Regions from separate parts of the Homo sapiens genome. Here region 1 is linked to region 2. A link is a contact called in ENCODE Hi-C or POLR2A ChIA-PET data. All regions are on one chromosome and are shown on one strand. The core of a region is the stretch at or near the end of the contact, and the rest is flanking DNA. Distances in the headings are between cores, read along the strand shown.

Region 1 (5,683 bases), core at 150-2,649, 140 kb before region 2:
CCGTCGCTCCTGCCCGGTCCAGGCCCCCTCCTCACTCCCCCCGTCGCTCCTGCCCCGTCCAGGCCCCCTCCTCACTCCCCCCGTCGCTCCTGCCCCGTCCAGGCCCCCTCCTCACTCCCCCCGTCGCTCCTGCCCCGTCCAGGCCCCCTCCTCACTCCCCCCGTCGCTCCTGCCCCGTCCAGGCCCCCTCCTCACTCCCCCCGTCGCTCCTGCCCCGTCCAGGCCCCCTCCTCACTCCCCCCGTCGCTCCTGCCCCGTCCAGGCCCCCTCCTCACTCCCCCCGTCGCTCCTGCCCCGTCCAGGCCCCCTCCTCACTCCCCCCGTCGCTCCTGCCCCGTCCAGGCCCCCTCCTCACTCCCCCCGTCGCTCCTGCCCGGTCCAGGCCCCCTCCTCACTCCCCCCGTCGCTCCTGCCCGGTCCAGGCCCCCTCCTCACTCCCCCCGTCGCTCCAGCCCCGTCCAGGCCCCCTCCTCACTCCCCCCGTCGCTCCTGCCCCGTCCAGGCCCCCTCCTCACTCCCCCCGTCGCTCCTGCCCCGTCCAGGCCCCCTCCTCACTCCCCCCGTCGCTCCTGCCCCGTCCAGGCCCCCTCCTCACTCCCCCCGTCGCTCCTGCCCCGTCCAGGCCCCCTCCTCACTCCCCCCGTCGCTCCTGCCCCGTCCAGGCCCCCTCCTCACTCCCCCCGTCGCTCCTGCCCCGTCCAGGCCCCCTCCTCACTCCCCCCGTCGCTCCTGCCCCGTCCAGGCCCCCTCCTCACTCCCCCCGTCGCTCCTGCCCCGTCCAGGCCCCCTCCTCACTCCCCCCGTCGCTCCTGCCCCGTCCAGGCCCCCTCCTCACTCCTCCCATCCTGGGCCGCCCTCTAGTGGCCTCCGCGCTTCCTGCTGGGGTCGGGTCGGGAAGGCCTCCAGCCCCGCGAGCCCCGGAACAGTAAGCGCGGACGCCCCGCGGCCTCAAGGGACGCCTCGGAAGTCTCCCCTGCCCTGCGGAGAACCCCAGGACTAAATCCCTCCCGCCGCCGGGCGCTCCGACGCCTCCGTGCACGCCCGCGCCCCCGCGCGCCCCGCATCCGCTCGGCCTGCTGCCTGGACCCCGTGGGACCCGGCAGAGGGCACGCGAGTCGGGAGCCTTCGCGGTGGCGCAGAGCGACCGGGCGCCACCTCAGCGCCGCGCACCCGGCGTCCCCGGGGTCCCTCCGCCCGACCCGAGCGCCCCGGCGCCCACGGGCCCACAGCCAGCGGCGCGCGTCGCATGCGCCGGATCATAATGGAGCGCGGGCCCGCGCGCGGGGGCGGGGCCGGGGCGGGGCGGGGCGAGCGATGATCGCCTGCGTCTGCGCATCCTCGCCCCGCCCCCGCCGTGCGCCCCCGTGACGTCAACGCCGCGCGCTCGGGCGCCCCCCCGCGGCCACGCTCAGGACCCCGGGCCGGGCGGTCCCTTTAACGGCGCGGCCCGAGGGGCGCAGGCGGGAGGGCGGCGGGGCTGAGCGCGCCCTCCGTGCTGCGTCCCTCGCGCCGCTCCCGGGCCGGGGGCGGATGGGCGGCCGCGGGCCGCGGGGCAGCAGTCGGGACGCGCGCGGGAGCCGGGGGCGGCGGCCGGGGCCTGGGCGGTCGGGCGGGGGCGCCCGGGGGCCTCGGAGCGTCGGGGCCGAGAGCGGTGCGGGCCGGGCGGGGCGCAGGCGGGCGGGCGGGTAGCGCCCCGCGTCCGAGCCCCGGGCCGGGCCCTGAGCGCGCGGGCTCCGCGCCGCCGCCGCGCCATGGCGGAGACCAAGATTATCTACCACATGGACGAGGAGGAGACGCCGTACCTGGTCAAGCTGCCCGTGGCCCCCGAGCGCGTCACGCTGGCCGACTTCAAGAACGTGCTCAGCAACCGGCCCGTGCACGCCTACAAATTCTTCTTTAAGTCCATGGACCAGGACTTCGGGTCAGTCGGCCGCGAGGCCTGCGCGAGCCTGGCGCGGGCTCGGGGGTCGCACCTGCCCGCGCGGGGACGGGGCGGGGGTCCTGAGCCGTTCGCGCCCCCGGGGACCTGCGACCGCGACGCGCCTCCGCTAGATGCGGCGCGGGTGGCGGCCTCGGCCCGTGTGCGGCGCGCGCCCACCTGTCCGTGGAGCGGGGCGATGGCAGGCGGGGTTCCCGGCGTCCCTGGCCCCAGCTTCCCGGCCCCGAGTCCTGCCTTGGCCCGTGTCAGACTCGGTCGGCCGCATCGCTTCCACCGGGGCTGGCCGGGAGCGCCTGCCGTTGGTGCGGGCTGGGGTCAGGGGCGTGTCAGTGGGAAGGAAGCAGGGTGGGGTTCCCTAGCTGGGATGGGGAGACATGGGGGTACAGGTTCACCAACCTGTCTGCTAGGGTTTGCAGAAGCTTCCCGAGGGTCAAGACAGGTTCTCCTGGCCCCCTTCTGCAGGGTCCTTGTGACAGGGTGGAGGTCAAGGGCCACTGGTGACCATGAAACTTTATTCGCCTACCCGTGTCCTGAGCTTCCTGTGGGCCCCGTCCCCACTGAGCCACAAAGCACTTGCGTTCCCGGAGCAGCCCAGACCATCTGCTGTTTCGGGGCAGCCTGGGTCAGCGTCTCCCTGCTGGGCCTCGGTGGTGGTGTCCCAGGCGAGGAGACCCCTGCTGTGCTGAGCTGGGCCCTCTGGGACAGGGAGCAGGAGCCTGGCGGTCTGCTTGAGGCCTGGCCTGGCCCGGCCCAGCCACCAGTAACCTGAGTCCCTAGTCCCAGCTCAACAGTGCTGGGGGCGGGCTCAGGCCTCGTGGCCCCAGGAGGTGAGCCTCCGGCAAGCGGTGTCCTTGTGTGTGGCCGCTTCTTGGGATTGTGACATTAAGGTTGTTTCTTGGATTCTGTGGTTGCAGGGTCCTCAGGCAGCCCCAGGTCCAGTCAGGCTGGGTCCGCTCTGGAGCTCTCAGGGGGGCCCAAGGGACATCTAGACAGCTGTACTTTCCTTCCCCACCCCCACGACCAGGCAAAGCAGAGAGGGCAGGGTGCGTCCTTGGCAGCCTTTGAAGGCTGGGCGCTCCCCACTCGGCTCAGCGGCCCTCCTGCCCGCTCCGGTCAGGTTGGGCAGGAGGGGGCGGTTTGTTTTCTGAGTCTGGTCCGGGCTCCTCCCCAGCTGGGGCACCTTGCAGTCCCTGCTTCTCTGGGCCTGGGCTGCTTTGGCCTTGAGCATGGGGCATGTGTCAGGTACTTTTGTTTTTGACTTAGTTTATTATTCTAACGAAAGTTACCAAAGTTACTAATGCTGTTTGTTGCAAATGTGTGCCACCAGGAAATGCGTAGTGAGGAGGTGCCCAGCCCCCAGGTTCTGCTCCTGGACCATGCTCTGGGATGAAGCCCTGGGGGAGTCCGCCTTCTGCTCCTGACACCCACCGGGGGCTGCCCAGGGCAGAGACAGCCTGACTGTTGCCCTAGTGCACTTCTAGCAGTGGCTGCACCTGCTGGGCACATTTGGAGGACGCGTGGGTGCCCGGGCCTGGGAACAGGGTGGGCAGGTCTGGGTGTCGAGGCAGGCTTGGGGATGCGGCCAGGAAAGAGACAGGGGAGCTTCAGTGTACAGCTTTGGAGGCTGCAGACTTACAGGGGGCTGGGAGTCAGTGGGGCTGCAGAGGTCAGGGCTGGGCTGGGCTGGGCTGTGGGGGTTGGAAAGAATGGACTGGGGTGATGCTGGAGGTCCAAGACGAGGGCCTTGCTCTGTAGCCTCCCAGGTCCTCTGGCTGGGATGGGGGCCTTGCTCTGTGTCCTCCCTGGTCCTCTGGCTGGTGGCCTCAGGAGCCTACGGAGGACCCTCATCAATTACTTCCTTCATCCCTTCCCCTGAGTTCTACCCGCAGACCTCTCAGCACTGTCTGTTCTGTGGAATAGAACCCCCGTGGGAGGGGCTGGTTGGTCAGTAATACTTTAGCTTAAGCGACTGCTGAACTAGACACTGACCCTGGATGCCAAGCGAATGTAGTTGGAGATGGGGGGAAGAGAAGGCAGGTCCTCGCTGGTCTGGGGTGGCCTTCATAAGAGAGGGAGCTTCAGGCTGGGGACGCTGAGGAGGCCCTGGTGAGTCGGGGGTTCCTGCGCCAGCCCCCGCTGCATTCTCAGCCCAGCCCTGGTTCCCCAGCCTCTGCTCCAGAGCATGACTGACCACCTTGCAGTGCAGGGAGCCTGTGTCATGGCCACAACCACGTGCCCTGGTCTGGACCCCACTCCCCACGCACGGCTTTGGCCCAGTGGGTGAAGGTCCCCCGCCTGTCCTCCACTTTTCATGCCCTGGTCACAGCTATTCTGACCCAAGATCCCCAGGGCTGGGAGGAGGGCAGAATTGGGGAGGGTCTCTGCCTGGTGCTGGGTTTGGTGGTTGGCAGGGGGTCTCGCCCAGCCTTGGGCCGAGGCAGAGGAGGGAGGGTGTTTGGCTCCGGGTCCCCACTGCTGGGTGCGTGGCGGATGCTGGGCCTGCTGGACTTGGCACCGAGGCTGTCTGTTGGGCACAGCTCCCACAGTTCATCTCCGAGGTGGGGGTGACCCAGGCCTGGGACTGGGGGATGGGTGGAGGCAAGGCTGTGGGCCCAAAGCCCTGGTCCCCAGGGCCGCCTGCCATGGGCCTCGGTGTTGTGACAGCTCCTTGTGTCCTGGGTGGTGCTGTGGGGAGCTATGGAGTTGGGGAGGCTCTGCCTGGCCTGGGCTGTGGGGGGAGTTCCCACTCCGCCCTCCCTGGCTGTGCCACTTGGGGTCTGTGACTCAGCCTCTCTGTGCCCTGAGTGCCTCCCTGGTTTTGGGAGGGTCCAGGCAGTTCACCTACTGCACTCATAGCCATGGCCTAGCAGGGACACTTGAGCCTGTGTGTCCTGAACCGGGGGAGGGGCACAGAGAGATCCCAGGACTCGGCACCACCCAGGGGACAGGCTGGTGGAGAGCCCCTGGCTCTGGGGTCAGGGGTTGGGAGGCCACAGACCCCCAAGGCTGAGGGCCCTGACCTGGGGCGTGCACAGGGGGCTCTGAGGGCACAGGATGGCTCTGCACCGCCTGTCCTGGGCCAGCTACCCCTGCCAGCTTCCTGCTCCGCCTTGGGAGAATGGGGTGCATTCGGGACCACGCCACGTCTAGGGCAGCTGGCTGTGGCCTCTGGGAGTCTGGAGGGTTCTCTGCATCCTGTGTGGCCATGCTGGCTCCCAGGGCGCTGCCTCTGAGTGGATTCCTCCCCGGGGCGGGTCTGTGGGGGCAGCACACAGGTTAGCCAGGCCTCACAGGGAATCCCAAGGTGGGGGCACAGTGCCGGCAGGGGCGCCCCTGGCAGCTGCCGTGAGTTTCAGCGGAGGCTGCTACAGAGGCGCGGGGACCCCGGGTTGTGGGTACGCCCCCAATGCCTGGCCAGCCTCCAGCACCCTCCCCCATCTGGCTGGGGTGGGGACGGCAGGGCTCTGCCTGGGACCTGGGTAGCTGATCCCTGGAGCCCCAGGCAGACCCCACCCTTCCCTCTGTGCTGTTTGGGTCCTGCTCCCTTTCTCCTGGCCCAGCCAGGCTTGGGTCTGCACCCTGCCACTGGGGGCAGGGGAGGACTTGTTACACCCTGTTGGGCTGAAGAGGGCGGAGTGAGTAGGGCCTCTGGGTCCTGGCTGGACATCTGTGAGGGGGCAGGGGGCAGGGACATCCCAGGCAGCCTGGGGTCTTCGTGAGGCCCTGGCTGGGTGGGCCATGCGG
Region 2 (6,092 bases), core at 1,461-3,960:
TGGTTACAGTTTCCACTGGAGCGCTGGAGGCTGGTGCTGGGTCACGTGGAGGGTTGGAGGTCATGGCCGGTTCGAGGTGATTCTCCTGGCAGGTGGCAACGGGCAGGGGCTCTGGGAGGACGGAGGGCAGCGCTGCGTTTGTGAGTAGGGGTCAGGGGGCAGCAGACGTGCCCACTGAGTTTGGGGTTTGGACATTTAAGGCAGGAGACAGAGCCGCCTGGGGGTTTTGGGTGGAGGATGGCAAGGTCTTTGGGTGCAGTGGGGCAGGCCTAGCCCCAGATGGGGCAGAGAATGGGGTGTGTTAGGACGGCTGGTGGGGGTCCTGCTCTGTGGCGTGTGGGGGCCCAGGCTGTGTCCTGGCTCTCCCAGTGGGAGCTCAGGGAAGCCGGGAGTGTGTCCTCTTCAGTCTGCCCTGTGGTGCCCATGTGACCGGCCTCTGCCCTGAGCCCACCTGCCCAGGGGCCCCTGTGGGGCCGAGAGGGCGGGTTGGCACCTGGGCTGGTTCCCAGGCAAACGAGATTCACAGAGCCACGGCCAGCGCAGGTGGTGGGAGGATGGTCCCACGCCCTGCTCTAAGGGGCTGTAATTCCCTGGAGCCAACCTTCGGTGGCCTGGACTCTGTCTTTCCCCATCCGTGGCCCCAGGCCACAGCCAGGGACCATCATAGCTGCAGCAGCATTCGACGCCCTGTGCTGAGGGCCGTGCACCCAGAGGTGGGAGGTGTGAGCTGAGGCCATGCTGTGCTGGACATGAAGGCGGGGGGACAGCTGGGTATGTGGTGGCACCTGGCCCTTCAGAGGCCCCAGCCAGCTCCAGTCTGGTACTGGAGGAGCAGTGGCCACTCATGGGCTGCCCTGTGCCGCCCGCGACACTACTGTGTGGAGCGGGGAGCCCAGCTCCTGGGGATGTGGTTCGAGCTGCAGGCTGCCTTACAGACCTTGGGGGTCCTGAGCTCTGGGTCAGTGTCCAGCCTCCTGTGGCCACGCCACACCCGGTTCCATGGACACAGCAGGGCTTTCTTGGACCTGTGACCTTAAGCCCAGGACAAGGAGACCTGAGCTTCCTGGGCAGCTTCAAGCAGGAGGGGCCGTGCCCCATCCTGGGGCCATTGCAGTTGCCAGCAATATGCTGGGGGTGCCCTCTCCATGGTGCACGGGCCCCACTCACTGCACCTGTGGGCAGATGTGGCCACTTAGGCCCCAGGAGAGCAGTGTTGCCCACCAAGACCCCCAGTTCACCTGAACCTCCAAGGAACCAATTGCAAATGTAAGCTTTTTCTCACTGTCAGTGGGAAACCCTTGTGAACGCTGGGTGGAACCTTCCACAAAATGCCAGAACTTTCCTCCTCTGCCCACCTGGGTTGGGGTGTGCACATGCAGGTACACACACTGTCTGGGATGCTCTGAGCCCTTCCAGGGTCCTCTCTACTTGTGGGGACGTGGGGAGGGTGACCAACTTAGGGACCCTCAGTCCGAGGGCGGGTGGCCTCTCCCTCCACTCCCTCCCTCTCCAGGGCCAGCGGGCTCCACGGCTGGGAATTTCCCCACGGGTGGGCCGAGGACAGGCAGCTGTTTCCTGTGCTCCTGGGAGGAGGGGATTTCCAGCCCCTTCCCTGCTGCTCTGTTCCTAGAGGCCCCTCTCCACTTGCAACTTCAAAAATGAACTTTTGGATAATCACAGGCTGGTCACAGTTATTTGAAAGGTGCAGAAAGGGCCCAGGGAGCCCCCAGCCCCGCACCTGCTCCCCAGCTCTCCGGGCAGTTCGCATCCTCTGGGCAAACCTGGAACCTGAGAACTGTTTGCATAGAAGGTGGAAACCTGCCTGCGTGCCCGTGTGCGCCAGGCCATCCAGGACCCACCCTCACCACCTCCTCAGAGGCCTGTCTCCAAACACTGCCACATGGGGGTTAGGGCTTCCACGCAGGAATTTAAGGGGCACAGTTCAGCCATAGACACCTGCCGTGCTCAGGCACACTCAGCGTGGGCTGTGGTCACGGGTGTCTTTTTTTTTTTTTTTGAGATGAGTCTCGCCCTGTCGCCCAGGCTGGAGTGCAGTGGCGCCACCTCTGCTTTGCAACTTCTGTCTCCTGGGTTCGAGTGATTCTGCTACCTCAGCCTCCTGACTAGCTGGGATTACCGGCGCCCGCCACCACGCCCGAATAATTTTTGTAGTTTTAGTAGAGACGGGATTTCGCCATGTTAGCCAGACTGGTCTTGAACTCCTGACCTCAGGTGATCCACCCGCCTTGGCCTCCCAAAGTGCTGGGATTACAGGCGGGAGCCACCGTGCCTGGCCATGGGTGTCTGTCTTACCATGGCTGTGGTCACTGCTGCTCAGAGCTAGTCTTGGGCATACAAGGGGGACCATGCTTCAGCAGTGCCACAGCCCTGAAGGTCCAGACTGAGGAGTTGCCTCTCCTGACTCAGTGCTGCCTCAGTTTACCCACGTGCTCCATGGACCTTTTTGCTGAGGGTCGAGCCGCAGGCCAGGCCCTACTGTGCCCTGGGGTCTGAACACGGTGGTCTTGGGCAGAAGAGGTCAGAAGGCAGAATAAGCCAATGCTGGGGGTGCCCAGACCCCGCCTTTGTGCCCAGCCCACAGCCAGGGTCCCCGGCCTGCCACCTTCCTCCTCCCGCCTCCTCTGCCCTCCTCCCCTCTCCCCTCCCCTCCTCCACAGTCCTTATAGCCACACCCCGCAAGGAAAACCCAGACTCTGGCGACAGCAGAGACGAGGATGTGCGTGGGGGCTCGGCGGCTGGGCCGCGGGCCGTGTGCGGCTCTGCTCCTCCTGGGCCTGGGGCTGAGCACCGTGACGGGGCTCCACTGTGTCGGGGACACCTACCCCAGCAACGACCGGTGCTGCCACGAGTGCAGGCCAGGTGAGGCCTCAGGAGGGGTCGCCACGCACGGGCACTCCAGGGACTGGGGGCTGGGGCAGGGATGGGCCAGCCAGGAGGCTGGTCCTGGGGAGGGGGCGGGTGAGGGGCCGGCCAAGCCTGGCAGAGGAGCCGCCTGGGGGGGTCCACGGGCGCAAGCCTGGGGCCTGACCGCTGCCTGACGCCGGCCTCTGCTGCAGGCAACGGGATGGTGAGCCGCTGCAGCCGCTCCCAGAACACGGTGTGCCGTCCGTGCGGGCCGGGCTTCTACAACGACGTGGTCAGCTCCAAGCCGTGCAAGCCCTGCACGTGGTGTAACCTCAGTGAGCTCCCACCTGGCCCCACAGCCCCACCCAGCACAGGGGGCGGCAGCCTGGCACCCACATTCCCACGCAGCAGCATGGGGCTCCCACAGCCGCAGAAACGAACCTCAAACCACAGCGGGGTCTGCTCCGCCACAGGGGTCCTTCGAGGAGCTGAGGCGTCTCCCAGGGGCACCCCCTCTCCCTCCGGGGGCCCAGACTCGGCCCAGGCCACGTGGAGTCGGGGAGACCACGCTGGCCATGTGGCCTGGCCTTGCTGGCCTGAGCAGTGAGGCTGGGGGGTTGGGCCATGGAGACCCTGCCGCAGGCGGGGCTGGCGGCTGGAGGCGGTGGAGGGGTAGGGAAGGGTGGCTGGGGCTGCCACGGAACCAGCCCCAGGTTGTGGCCAGGAAGGGAGGGCCCAGGAGCCTCGGGGGCTGCAGGGGCTCCAAGTCTCAGGGGAGGCCGCAGACCCCTGCCCACGGCCCTCTGTGTGGTGGGGAGGCCAACCTGTCCTCCAGTGCCCACGCTTCCTGAGGACCCTGTCCACAGCCCCCACCTGACCACCCCCCCATCCGGCCCCTGCTCAGGAAGTGGGAGTGAGCGGAAGCAGCTGTGCACGGCCACACAGGACACAGTCTGCCGCTGCCGGGCGGGCACCCAGCCCCTGGACAGCTACAAGCCTGGAGTTGGTGAGCTCGGTGGCTGCGGCCGGCGGTTGGGGGTGTGCATAGCGGCTGTCTGTGACGCAGATGGGCCGTGGGCCGCAGGGACCTGGCCCCACCGGTGCCTCCTCTGGCATCCTCAAGACCGAGCTCCCGGGTCAGGGCCCACGGGTGGGATGTGGGCAGGGAGGGCTTCCAGAGGCCAAACCCACCACCCAGCCATGGGGGGCAAGTGCCTGCCCCACAGGCTCTGCCCCATGTCCCCAGCACCCGGGGCCTGTGGGCAGCCCCTGACCACCCTATCTTTGTTGCAGACTGTGCCCCCTGCCCTCCAGGGCACTTCTCCCCAGGCGACAACCAGGCCTGCAAGCCCTGGACCAAGTGAGGGGCCTGGCCAGGGGCTGGGAGGGGCTGGGGGGGGGTTGGGGTGGTTAGGAGGGCGGAGGAGCTGGGGAGCTGGGAGGGGCTGGGGGGGCAGGTGGGGTGGGGGCAGTTTTGGGGGAAGGGGAGGTGCTGGTGGCCCTGGGGGCCTGGCTATGTGGCTGGACCTGGTTGGGGAGCAGGAAGCTGCTGCCTGGGGGCAGCCTTTCCCTGTGGGTGGAGCTGGGTGTGTGGGACCCTCACCCTCCGCAGCTGGGAGGCCCTGGGGGCACAGGACAGGGAGGTGCTGGTGGGGGGTGTAGATGTGGGAGAAGGGTGTGTGGCCTTGGAGGCCCCTGTGGGGGGCACGTGGGGCTGGGCAGCGTCCTTGGCTGTCACTGGCCTGGTGTCTGTGGTAGATGCTGCCTGTGGCTGGCCAGCGTGGACCCTGTTATCCCCACCGCATCTCCCGGGTCCCAGGGGGTTTCTGGCCTGAGCAACACCTCCTGTTCCCCAACAGCTGCACCTTGGCTGGGAAGCACACCCTGCAGCCGGCCAGCAATAGCTCGGACGCAATCTGTGAGGACAGGGACCCCCCAGCCACGCAGCCCCAGGAGACCCAGGGCCCCCCGGCCAGGCCCATCACTGTCCAGCCCACTGAAGCCTGGCCCAGAACCTCACAGGGACCCTCCACCCGGCCCGTGGAGGTCCCCGGGGGTAAGGGCGCCTGGCCCAGCCCAGCGGGGCCCCCAACCCGAATAGGAGAAGGGGAGGGCGGCATGGGGGCCCCTCCTGTGGACCCCACCCAGCAGACCCCTTCCTGCAGGCCGTGCGGTTGCCGCCATCCTGGGCCTGGGCCTGGTGCTGGGGCTGCTGGGCCCCCTGGCCATCCTGCTGGCCCTGTACCTGCTCCGGAGGGACCAGAGGCTGCCCCCCGATGCCCACAAGCCCCCTGGTGAGTGCCTCATGGCCCTGCCGCACTGCTCCTGGCGGGTGAGGCCCACCCACCAATCTCTCCTTTTTTCCTCCCCAGGGGGAGGCAGTTTCCGGACCCCCATCCAAGAGGAGCAGGCCGACGCCCACTCCACCCTGGCCAAGATCTGACCTGGGCCCACCAAGGTGGACGCTGGGCCCCGCCAGGCTGGAGCCCGGAGGGTCTGCTGGGCGAGCAGGGCAGGTGCAGGCCGCCTGCCCCGCCACGCTCCTGGGCCAACTCTGCACCGTTCTAGGTGCCGATGGCTGCCTCCGGCTCTCTGCTTACGTATGCCATGCATACCTCCTGCCCCGCGGGACCACAATAAAAACCTTGGCAGACGGGAGTCTCCGACCGGCACTGTGGGCTGCACACCTGTGGCATGGAGGCTTGGGCCGTGCCCGCCTCTGACTGGAGAGGGGTCTTGGGAGGCTTGGGCCGTGCCCGCCTCTGGCTGGACAGGGGTCTTGGGAGGCTTGGGCCGTGCCCGCCTCTGGCTGGAGAGGGGTCTTGGGAGACTTGGGCCGTGCCAACCTGTGGCTGGAAAGGGGTCTTGGGAGACTTGGGCCGTGCCAACCTGTGGCTGGAGAGGGGTCTTGGGAGACTTGGGCTGTGCCAACCTGTGGCTGGAGAGGGGTCTTGGGCCAGGGTGGAGGTGAGGGTAGCGGGGTCAAGTGGGACCCTGGAGGTTGGTCCCTGGGTGCGAGTTCCAGATTGAGTGGGGAGCGGGGGGAGAGACTGGGAAAGCTCAGGCCCAAGGCTGCCTGGGGTGGAGGTTCCTGGCCAGGCGCTGACAAGGGCAGCTGGCCCCTGAGCCCCGGGTTGCCCAAGGAGCTTGGGAGTGGCTGACCCCCGGGGCTCTGTGTCCTTGGAGGAGGAGTGTAGAGACCTGCCCCTCTTCCCCTCCACACCTAC

The links. Hi-C counts contacts between places; a loop is a spot of excess contacts on that map. ChIA-PET counts read pairs that join two places held with the same protein, here RNA polymerase II (POLR2A). Pooled maps may share reads with other maps.
Region 1: a loop to region 2 is called in a pooled map, with 2.0 times the contacts of the local background. The contact joins the promoter of DVL1 here to the promoter of TNFRSF4 in region 2. A Hi-C loop is called at or near these places in 2 of 50 pooled maps. POLR2A ChIA-PET finds 5 or more read pairs at or near these places in 2 of 52 experiments (H1 and activated T-cell).

Annotation. Positions count from the first base shown.
Region 1 is chr1:1,345,134-1,350,816 of GRCh38, reverse strand. It overlaps DVL1 (dishevelled segment polarity protein 1), which reads left to right and starts at 1,399. Exons shown (of 15, transcript NM_001330311.2): 1 at 1,399-1,921. The coding sequence starts at 1,752. RefSeq lists silencers at 778-927, 948-1,267, 1,368-1,547, 2,708-2,884 and enhancers at 2,437-3,066, 3,067-3,696, 3,898-4,776.
Region 2 is chr1:1,210,771-1,216,862 of GRCh38, reverse strand. It overlaps TNFRSF4 (TNF receptor superfamily member 4), which reads left to right and starts at 2,710. Exons shown (of 7, transcript NM_003327.4): 1 at 2,710-2,880; 2 at 3,078-3,200; 3 at 3,770-3,871; 4 at 4,159-4,225; 5 at 4,725-4,921; 6 at 5,031-5,159; 7 at 5,238-5,523. The coding sequence starts at 2,736. The coding sequence ends at 5,308. RefSeq lists a silencer at 3,583-3,632.